3 separate regions of the Homo sapiens genome follow, and all the other regions are linked to region 2. A link is a contact called in ENCODE Hi-C or POLR2A ChIA-PET data. All regions are on one chromosome and are shown on one strand. The core of a region is the stretch at or near the end of the contact, and the rest is flanking DNA. Distances in the headings are between cores, read along the strand shown. Region 1 overlaps SMARCB1 (SWI/SNF related BAF chromatin remodeling complex subunit B1). Region 2 holds the start of HPS4 (HPS4 biogenesis of lysosomal organelles complex 3 subunit 2). Region 3 holds the start of MIF (macrophage migration inhibitory factor).

Region 1 (3,363 bases), core at 864-3,363, 2.7 Mb after region 2:
GGCATGACCAGTGAACTGTACCTGTCCCCATCTACACTCAATACAACCTCCCGGAGTCTCTTGCCAGTGTCCTCCCTCACCCATGTCTCCTCCCACTGGCGTCCCCCCTCACCAGCTGACCTGTGGGACCTACGGGACAAGCACCCGGCACATGGCTCTCAGGCCTTCTTCTCAGGGCTGAGCAGAGGCCTTCGGACTCAGGCCTGGCACTGGTGTGAGCAAGTGGTAGGCCTAGCACTCAGGCCTACCATGCTGAGCGCCTGGGGATGACCAAAGGAAGCAGCCTAATCCTTCAGAAAGCTCAAGGCAGCCACATATCAACAACCACTCATACTCTCCTCCCTTAGGAAATCCCTTCTGAGAGAAAAATGCTGCAACTACGTTATCTGCTGTGGAGCCGTCTACAGCAGGGGGAGTTTTAGCAAACAAAGGCGCCTTGACCCAGGAGAAAATGCTGCATTGTTTGAAGATTAAAGAAATCAGAAAGAGGCTGGGTGCAGTGGCTCACGCCTGTAATCCCAGCAGTGTGAGAGGCCACGGCAGGCGGATCACCTGAGGTCAGTTCAAGACCAGCCTGGCTAACATGGTGAAACCCTATCTCTACTAAAAATACAAAAATTAGCCAGGCATGGTGGCACGCGCCTGTAGTTCCAGCTACTCAGGAGGCTGAGGCACGAGAATCGCTTGAACTTAGGAGGCGGAGGTTGCAGTGAGCCGAGATCGTGCCACCGCACTCCAGCCTGGGCGACAGAGTGAGACTCCATCTCCCCTCCCAAAAAAAAGAGAAACCAGAAAGATACTTATGATAAGTGAAGAAAAATAAAACGATACTTGCTCTATAGTGACAACTATGTTAAATATGTTTGCATGTGGAATTGACAGAAAAGGTAAAACTGAAAACATTATTCAGGTGGTGAGATTCTGATGATTTTAAACATTTACTCATTTAAAAATGGTAACGCTTGGCACAGTGGTGCACACCTGTATTCCTAGCTATTTGGGAGGCTGTGGCAGGAGGACTGCTTGAGCCCAGGCAGTTCAAGATTACAGTGAGCTATGAGAGTATCACTGTACTCCAGCCTGGGCAACAGAGTGGGACTCTGTCTCTTAAAAAAAAAAATAAGTAAAATAAAGATGATATTCACTGCATTTTGTCTGAATATAAATAGTATGTTCATTATAAAAATTCAGCAGGATACAGACACTAAGTAAAAAAAAAACTGGTATGCAACAAGATCTAAAAAAACAGTAATCATAAAATAAAATAATAAAAATACATTCTAACAGACTTAAAAATAGAGAAAACAATAAATGCATGCATGATCCACCCTCCCAGATGGGATAAGCAGTCTAGACACCTGGGATGCATATCCTTCTAACCTTTCTGTCTACATTTGCACAAAGACCGAGTTCTGTCCAGGCTTTGGAAGCCCAGGAAGAGCCAGAAGAGATGGCATCTGACCCAGGACTTACAGAGTGAGGATGTCTAGAGATGACCAGTTAGAGGAGGAGAGAGGCACGGGGCACACATGCAGCCTCACACAGCAGAAGCAGAGTGGTGGACAGGACCCAAGGCAGGTGTGTGCAGGGCTCGGGGGCTGAACTAGGTCTGACTGGCATTGTCATCATCATCCATGCTATGCAGATCAGCCGCCTCCCATGCCAGGCCTCTTGGGCCACCCAACCTCAGTATGGGGAAAGAGTCCAAAGTTCACAGGCCCAATCCACAGTGAACAGCAACAGAACCAGGACTGAACCCAGAGCCCACACCCTCCAAAACTATGCCCCGATGTCCTGCGTGTCAGGTCCAGAATCTGCCTGACAGGCAGCTGGCAGGAAACGGGACTGTTCCCACGTAACACACAGGGGTTGGGGCCAGGCCCAGCCAAGCCCGACTGCCTTGTACCATTCATGTTCCAGGTGAAGGCGTCTCGCAGCTTCTGCCCATCGATCTCCATGTCCAGCCGGATGGGGACCAGCACCTCGGGCTGAGATGCGTTCTCATGGATCACAGCTGGGTCATGGTCATCAAAGCTGAAAGTGAAATGGAAGCAACAGTCAGCGAGGGGGCCGGAGCCCTAGGTATGCAAATTTTCAGCCTCTCTCTCTGCACAGCAGGCTTCTGCAAACCCATCTGGGGAAGATGGCCGCTTGTCAGCTAACAGCTGAGGCAGCAGACGAGGCTAGCAGGGGTCCCGGGGCCACGGTCTAATGGGGACAGTTGGGGCCATAAATAACAAGCACCAGTCTGTCTGCAATAGAATCGACCTGGGCAGTGTTGGAACAACACCCAGACATCCTGTGAAGGGATATTTAAGCCTGAAATTTGGCAGGACTTTCATGGAAGGCTATGGGAAAGGAGAAGGGCATTTCCAGAAGAGGAAATATTCTAGCAAGGCCAAGGCAGGTGAATGGAGGAACTGCTGAGGACGTACAAACAGACCACAGAGCACAGATTCCGTGAGGAGCAGTGGTCAGGGATGCTGCAAAGCTAGCGGGTGTCGAAGCACCCACAGTTCTTCCCTCAGGCTATGCAAACTGGCCACTGCCCTGAGGGAGTCCCAGGAGGATTCCAAGCAATGGAGTACTTTGGGAAGATAAAGAGGGAAGAGTCCGGCAGGCAGGTTGGTGAAATGGAGCTGGAGGACACAGGACACCTAAGGGCGTCTGGGAGCATGGAGAGGGCTGCGAAAGGCCCCCAGTGACCTTGGGAGGTAGATGGAAGACAGAGAAAAGTGAGCTGAGTGCCAGGCATGAATGCGCTGGGAAACAGACAGGGAAAGGGGCAGGGATGCTGCAGAAAAGGGGTGGCCACTCTAAGGGAGAAGGGGACAGTCAACTAGGGATGGGAAGAGGAGATAGAGGGAAGGAAGACAGAAGGAAAAGGAGGAGGGGGTAGGATGGGAGGGAGGGAAGGAGGAATGATGGAAGGAAGGAAGGAGGAAAGGAAAGAGGGGAGGAGGGAGAACGGGGCTAAACCTCAGCAGAGGCAACTGCAGGGCAGGAGCTCTGGGAGGTCTGACAGCAATGAGGACGTTCTCAGGCCTGAGGCAGGGTGAGTGGGGCAGAGTGCAGCGGTGGCAGCACCAGGCCAGGTTGGGCCTGGCACCCCAGTGAGAACTCCTGCTTCTGCTCCGAGGGTGATGGGGAGCCTGGAGGATTCTGCGTGGAGAGGTGACATGATCTGCCTGGAGCAGAGGCCACACCAGCTGCAGAGCTGAGAAGGCAGCAGGGAGGGGAGGTAGGGGCTGCTAGAGACCCCAGGGAGAGCAGTGGGGGGCTGTCTGAGGCAGTCCCAGGGGAGAACCTGGAGAGACTGGACTTGCTGTGTGAGGAAAAGGCAGGCCTTGGGAAAGAAACCTA
Region 2 (3,598 bases), core at 631-3,130:
GATAAAAATCATTCCCAACACGGAGGAGTTTAGAGGCATAAAATGGGTTAACATTCTTAGCCCAGTGTCTGGCACATAGCAGGTACTCAACAAATGGTATTTGTTATTATAAATAGTTTTAAGGGGAAAGTAAAGAGACAAAACCAAGTGTCTGGGCTTTCTTTATTCAAGTCAACTGGTTTTACAGACCCAGAGCAAAAGAAAGTCAACAGTGAATTAAAATGAACTGGATTTAAACTGACAAGCCACAGCCAGAGACAGTGATTATGGGGTTCAGAAAGGAGTACAGAGAATTGAAAGTCGGCCCAGAGGCTGCTGCACGTTTCTCACAGAGGGTAGAGAGTTCTGATGTACACAGGAATGCTTTATGAACTGGTAAATGCGTACACAGATATGCGTGTAAAATGCTGGCTCAATCTCTACTCAGAGCGATGGTGATTGCACCACACTTGGGTGTTGGGAGAAGCAAGGAGCTCCTGGGGAATACTGAAGCAGTTGAGGAGATCGTGACAGTGTCAAGGGATATGAAAAATGCCTTGAGTTTTCCAAACCCCTAGGCACATTCACTCTCACTGGCATCCTCTGAGAGCTTAAAAATAATCGCAGGTGCTTTTTATTCAGGCTGAGCCAAATGGTCAGCAACTTTCTCTTCAGAGGTAAACTCTGGGACATTACTGCCTCTTGACCCTAATTCTAGGGGAGAGGAGCACACAAAATTAATCTAATTTCTCCCCTTGTGACGGCCCTTCGGATGCTGATCTTAAGTGCTAACTAAAGCTGTTATTTATTGAGCCTAAACAAAACTGCGAATAAAGATAATAATACTAAATAACAATAATAAGTAACATTTATTGAGTGTTTCCTCTGTATTAGGCACTCTCTATGTACTTTCTAAGGTACAGAGCAAGGTATGTGAGAATCTGGGCTGGGATAAGCAACAAGCATAATGGAAAGCTGGAAGCACTGGTTTTTGTCACAAAGACCTGGGTTTGAAATCTGGTTCCACACATTTTCTTTGTCTCTTTGAGAATCAGTGAGCTACCAGGGTCCTAGTATGCCTGCAATGTTTAACATAAAGTGTGTAGAATGATTAAGCTAATGTCAGGCACATAGCAGCTGCCTGATGATAGCAGTCACGTGTTCATGTTGCTTCCCTCGTGTCACCACCACCAATAATATCAACATCGGCATAATATTAATAGCAAACACTGGCACAGTGCTTACCACGTGCCAGAAAATGGTTTCCGTTTACTAATTCATTGAATCCTCAAAACAAACCTACGTATGTACTATTTTCATCCCCATCTCACAGATGAGAAAACTGAGGCACAGAGATTATAAATTGTCCAAGGTCACGCAGCTGTAACCGTAATAAAAGGAAAGACGACCTTTAACTGAGCGCTTACTATAATCCACATCTTTAATGAGCTCGTTACCTACGTTAACTCTTCACAATAACTCCTTAAAGGGTGTGCATTATATCTCCACTCTACAGATGGGGAGACTGTGGCTCAGAATTGCCCATGGGCGCAAAGATTCCATCAGGGCCGAGCCTGCACTCACTCAGCCTCCCAGATGCGACGAAGCACGACTCCGCTGTCAGACTCGAACTCCGCCTCGGGGCCCCGGGGCGCCGCCTCTCTCCCCCGGGGCGCCGCCTCTCTCCCCCGGGGCGCCGCCTCCCTCCGCCGCGGCCGTCGAGCCGCGGAGCGCCTCTTCCGCGGAGCCGCCGCCTGCCAGGATTCCAGCGCCGCAGCTGCGGCCGCAGCCATTGGTCTCTGACGTCAGCGGCGTGCGGCGCACTCGGCACGTCATCGCCGCGCGCCGGCTTGCCAGGAGCTGGAGGGGGAGGTAGGCGGGGCGGCGCGTGACCTAAGGCCTCTCTGCCGCGCGCGCAGGTACGGGGCAGAAGTCGCAGGTACCCAGCTGCTGCCCACATTTCTGGTCCAGAGTCCCGAACCCCGAGCACTGGGATGCCTGGCTACTCCGGTGGGTGGGCGGCGCTCGGAGCGCGGGGATACCGAGGGGCGGGCCCCCAGCTTAGAGCGTGACCCGACCCCGCCTAATCCTTAGGCGTTCGCCCACCATTTCCCAGTCCCGTAGAGCTGGGGCCAGACACCGCACAGCCCTAGTGCTGTTACCAGTCGCTGCCTGCGCCCCGGGGGCTGCGCCCAGCAGCTTCCTGGCCCTTTTCCAGCCATTAGCGTCCGTTTTCCAGCCCTGCTGCCCCACTGAGGCCCCTTCCCACAGCAGTATCACCAGCCCCAGCCCCGCGTTGTTACTATTACTTCCCAGGCTACCAGATCCTTTTCTGCTCATGTTCCGACGTCTCTTCCTACTCCAGGGCCATTATTGGTCTCTTCTGGACCTTTCAGAGATAAGAGAGGACCTCGGTAGTGTAGGGCCCAGTCCTCTGGGAACAAGGGATGGGGAGTTTTAGGCTGCTGTCCTTGGTTCCAGTAACAGAGATACCCCCTCCACAGGCACCCAAATATGCTCCATAGAATACAATGAGTGTGGTCCTGTGGAGGCCCAATCCAAAATATCTAGAGCTGAGAAGAGATAGAGATTTTACAGGCCGTCAAATATTCAATGGGGGTCGTCTCTAGAGACTTTTAACAAACTGTATTGTGTACCCACAGATTGCAGAATGGTGAGCAAACATTTGAGACCATGTTGCTAAAGCATTAAGCTTGGAGAAAGTGACAGTAAGAATTAGACAATAGTTTTGAAGTGACCAAGAGGTTGTCACATGGAAGAATTAGACCTTGTTTTGTGTTTTCCTGCAGAGCGTTATCCAGACTAGCGAGTGGGAGGCAGATGTAAAATCTGGAACGCAGATTTTAGTTTGTTGGAAGGAGAAATGTAACATAGTGAACCACGCATCTCTGGAGGGTGTAAAGCAGAGACAGCCAAGGTAATTTTTGGAAAAGAGTGCAGGAGAGTAGAGTAAACGATGCCAGGGTTCCTTCCGACTCTGAAATTCCGTGATACACTGAGCTGTCTTTCTCTTGTGGAAGTTTGAAAGCCATTTGATAAAGTTCTCTTCATTTTTTAGAAATTTGCCCTGCTCTGGAATTCTGCATGTTCAGGTTACTTTTGGACTGTCAAGATGACAGTTCCTTAATTTGGGTTCCATTATTACCACAGCAACTGGTTTATTTGTATAGCTGTCCACACCTAGAGCATTTTCACCCTGTCATTTGATTTTATCTTCCGTGAAGCTTGTGGTGTGTTTCCCTTAACTGTTCGAGAAACTAAAGCCCTTACTCTGAAGTCTCTGCAAGCCTCCCTCTTTGATTTTGAAGCATGATTGTCACCCTCACAGAAAGCTCTTTTGAAATATACCATTCGTTTAATCCTGCTGGGTCACATGCTCTCTCACGAGTTGCTGAAATATCTATTCCTTGTGTTTATTTCAGAGCCAAGGCACTGATGTTTGAACTGGAAACTTCAAAACGTTTAATAAGAGTCTTCAGGATGGGTTTGAACTAGACAAGCTAGAAATTTCTTTAGAACACCAGCTCTAGCATGCATCTCCCACTTTTGGCTTTCCTGGAGAGGAGCTTGAAGAGGTGGTTCTGCAGACAGCCACAGT
Region 3 (3,326 bases), core at 374-2,873, 2.6 Mb after region 2:
AGGAGTCACACTCCACTCACCTCCACCTCCCAAAGTGCCGGGATCACAGGCTTGTGCCACTGCGCCCAAACATAACTGAAGGTTTTACAGACATGTCTGTGGCACCACAGAACACGAACGGTCCCAATGGAAACCCCACGCCCAATTTCCTCAGGGAACTGCTGTGGCGGAGGCTTGGTGGGTGTCTGAGGGGAGCAGAACCCAAGGCGTGGGGTTCGGGGGTGGACGGGGCGGTATGACCAAGAACTCTGCACCTCCCCCACCCACCCGCCTGAAAACTCTCCTGAAGTCACCTAACAAAGTGGATGGCAGTGAGTGGCTCTGGGTGGGATCTTTCTGTCCTCTGGCTACCCTCTGCCCAACAAGAAGGCTGGGGAAGGTGGGGCTGAGAGAAAGGTCTAGGCCTAGAAGACCTCGGACTCCTCCCAACTCCAACTCCTCCTCCCCCTCTTCCGTGGTCGGCTCACCTCCAGCACCCCACGTGGTGGCCCTAGGTACAACGGATTCCGGCGGGCAGAGCGCCTTAGATCCCGAGTCTGCAGCCCAGGGCAGAGTGCCAACTTCTCCTCATCCCTTCGTACGCCATAGAATGGAAAGACACTGGGGCTCCTCTGTTAGGAGCGTAGGAGGGACAGGCTGGACAAAAGGGCTCCCGAACAGCAGGTTCGGAGGAGAGCAACCCGGCCCTGACCCCCGCCCCCAACACCGTTCCCGACCTCGCTCCCCAATATCCCGGCTCTGCACCAATTCCTCCCGCAAGCCAAGGAACCCCGAGGCACTCCTAGTCTCTAAACCGTTTATTTCTCCCCACCAGAAGGTTGGGGTGGGCGGGCCTAGAACACAGCGTGCGGCGGGTTCCCGGGTGGAGCCAGCGCAGACAGCGTGGGTCCCTGCGGCTCTTAGGCGAAGGTGGAGTTGTTCCAGCCCACATTGGCCGCGTTCATGTCGTAATAGTTGATGTAGACCCTGCGGGGGGAGGAGGCCGGACTCAGCGGGTGGCTCAGTCCCGGGCCTGGCCGCGCGCCGCCGCCCCTCCCCCGCCCCTCCGCGACTCCGCGTACCTGTCCGGGCTGATGCGCAGGCGCTCGGCCAGCAGGCCGCACAGCAGCTTGCTGTAGGAGCGGTTCTGCGCGCCGCCGATCTTGCCGATGCTGTGCAGGCTGCAGAGCGCGCACGGCTCGCTGGAGCCGCCGAAGGCCATGAGCTGGTCCGGGACCACGTGCACCGCGATGTACTGCGAGGAAAGGGCGCGGTCAGCCCGCCCCAGCGACCTCGTCGGGCCCCGAACGTCCACTTCGGGCCCGAGCCACCGTCCTCCCCCCGCCCCGCCCCCCAGCTCCGTTCAGGAGTCGCCTCCCCAGCTCCCAGCGCGGAACCCCTCGTCCGGTGGGCACCCCCCTCTTCCTGTCCCCTCCCGGCAAACCTGGGGGGGCTTGCCGGTGGCCTGCGCCAGCTGCTGGGTGAGCTCGGAGAGGAACCCGTCCGGCACGGAGGCGCGGGGCACGTTGGTGTTTACGATGAACATCGGCATGATGGCAGAAGGACCAGGAGACCCGCGCAGAGGCACAGACGCACGCGCCGCGGCCGCCGCTGAGCTACGTGCCTGACTTCTCGGACACCACTGTGGTCCCGCCTTTTGTGACGCCACCGCCGGCGCCAGGCCCCGCCCCCGCGAGGCTGCGGCTCCGCCCCGAGTGGGGAAGTCACCGCCTGCCTCGGCTCGACCCCCGCAGGGCAGGACCCTGGGCGACTCCGCCCGTTCCTCCAGCAACCGCCGCTAAGCCCGGCGCACCGCTCCAACCTGTTCTCCACTTGGCGGCTAGAAATCGGCCTGTTCCGGCCTCGCCTCGGGTCTTTCTTAGTCCTTTCACTAAGTCACCGATGTTAGTCGCCAGGAGGCGCTGTGCCGGGGGTGGGGATGCGGCGGTGAACCCGGAAGATGGCCCCTTACCCTTCCAGAGATGAAGCCCAGTTCATTCCACTGCACGCACTGAGCCCCTGTACCTCCTGTCTTTGGGCCACATGTCCTCAAGGGCTCCAGTCCCGCATGCGTGAGCTTGTGTGTTTGAGATGGGGCGGGGTAGTCATCGCGGCAGGTGAGAGGGGAGCTGCCCCTGCGAATCACCATCCAGGGAACTTCCCTGAACCCCTGCTCTTTAAAGAGGATAGGATGCTGGGAGGCACCGAAGGGAAGGAGGCGAGGTCCAGAGCAGGTTCAGTGGTTCAAACGTGCTCAGCTCCCCTTCTCTGGGCCTCTGGGCAACTTCAGCTCCTCAGGGAAGCCACACCCTAGTCAGGTCCACCGTGTATGGCCTCTCATAGAGCCCTTGGTGAATTTCTTAAATGTCTTTTCCACTAATGGTAAACTCGGGGACCATCTAGCAGGTGCCAGGCATACAAGAGACATTGACTAATACTGCTGAATGAATGAATGAATGAATGGGTGAAAGAAGATAAGCCATGACATAGCAGGAAGAGGACAAGGCAGCAACTGGATCACAGGCCAGGTCCTCAGAGATTTCCAGGGAGGTCCTGTCCTTGGTCTCTGATAGGTGCAATCCATATACCAGTCTCAGTGAAGGCCATGTGATATAGGAAGGACACCCATGCCTGTGGGACCCTCGTGGCACCAGCCAGCCTCCAGCTGGGAGGCCCCATGGCCCATTTATACAAATAGCCTATGGGTATTGGTTCCTGCAGCTGGGCCCCAGACTCTTTCCCTCCTGGTGTCACACCTTCTCTTACCTGTGCCCAGGGCTCCCTAACTGATGGCACTCCATACCATGTCTCCAGCCAGGGGCACTCCCCTAAGTCCCAGGCGCTGACAGCAGCTGACTGAGTGTCCACTGCTCTGTAAAGTCCAAATGTATGACTTGTCCTCCTACACCTCATCACCTGCCAGTAAAATATGCTTCCTTTCACTATCCCTTTATTCCCACTTCTCTCCATTCCCTGAACTACCGCCTAGTCTACACTACCTGCATCCCCTTTGGCCTGGACCACTGTGACTTCCCTATGGTGGACTGCTGCTCCTCAAGGGAGGAGTCTGTTTCCAGCCCCAGGCAGCAGAGTTAGCCCCGACTCCCTGTGCCCTATGAAAGCTGAGCAGAATTACATAAGTCACTCCAGGCAGAAGACTGAAGAGCCAGGGCCTGGTTGACCTGTGCCCTGTGAACCTGAATGACAAGGTGCAGCCTCGCCAGCAAGCACATGAGCTGCCCCTGGAGGTGAGCCCCTGCCAATCTCAGGTTGTTACCATAACAAAGGGTTGCCTTACCTGGCCAGTGACGGAGCAGGAGCATTGCCATCTTGAACAAACACCACCA

Evidence for each region. A loop is a pair of places that touch in the nucleus more often than their neighbours do. ChIA-PET counts read pairs that join two places held with the same protein, here RNA polymerase II (POLR2A). Pooled maps may share reads with other maps.
Region 1: a pooled map shows a loop between it and region 2 (7-fold over the local background). The contact joins the enhancer-like site here to the promoter of HPS4 in region 2. A Hi-C loop is called at or near these places in 2 of 50 pooled maps. POLR2A ChIA-PET finds 5 or more read pairs at or near these places in 2 of 52 experiments (AG04450 and BJ).
Region 3: a loop to region 2 is called in a map of CD8-positive, alpha-beta T cell, with 18 times the contacts of the local background. The contact joins the promoter of MIF here to the promoter of HPS4 in region 2. A Hi-C loop is called at or near these places in 1 of 168 maps with a recorded cell type or tissue (CD8-positive, alpha-beta T cell) and 2 of 50 pooled maps. POLR2A ChIA-PET finds 5 or more read pairs at or near these places in 2 of 52 experiments (H1 and MCF 10A).

Annotation. Positions count from the first base shown.
Region 1 is chr22:23,801,966-23,805,328 of GRCh38, reverse strand. It overlaps SMARCB1 (SWI/SNF related BAF chromatin remodeling complex subunit B1), which reads right to left. Exons shown (of 9, transcript NM_003073.5): 5 at 1,907-2,034. Among named protein-coding and RNA genes, the nearest start is that of SMARCB1, 17 kb to the right of the region's middle. RefSeq lists an enhancer at 1,411-1,911. Within about 2 kb of position 2,113, at least 5 of the 41 ENCODE cell types and tissues checked have a DNase peak (open chromatin) inside an H3K27ac peak, as active enhancers do.
Region 2 is chr22:26,482,065-26,485,662 of GRCh38, reverse strand. HPS4 (HPS4 biogenesis of lysosomal organelles complex 3 subunit 2) reads left to right here and starts at 1,880. Exons shown (of 14, transcript NM_022081.6): 1 at 1,880-1,989; 2 at 3,423-3,598. SRRD (SRR1 domain containing) reads right to left here and starts at 1,786. Exons shown (of 7, transcript NM_001013694.3): 1 at 1,564-1,786. The coding sequence starts at 1,772. RefSeq lists a silencer at 1,603-1,692 and an enhancer at 1,713-1,832.
Region 3 is chr22:23,892,680-23,896,005 of GRCh38, reverse strand. MIF (macrophage migration inhibitory factor) reads right to left here and starts at 1,623. Exons shown (of 3, transcript NM_002415.2): 1 at 1,424-1,623; 2 at 1,062-1,234; 3 at 783-966. The coding sequence starts at 1,531. The coding sequence ends at 900. It overlaps MIF-AS1 (MIF antisense RNA 1), which reads left to right. Exons shown (of 3, transcript NR_038911.1): 2 at 1-177; 3 at 474-2,296. RefSeq lists enhancers at 333-1,140, 1,141-1,948.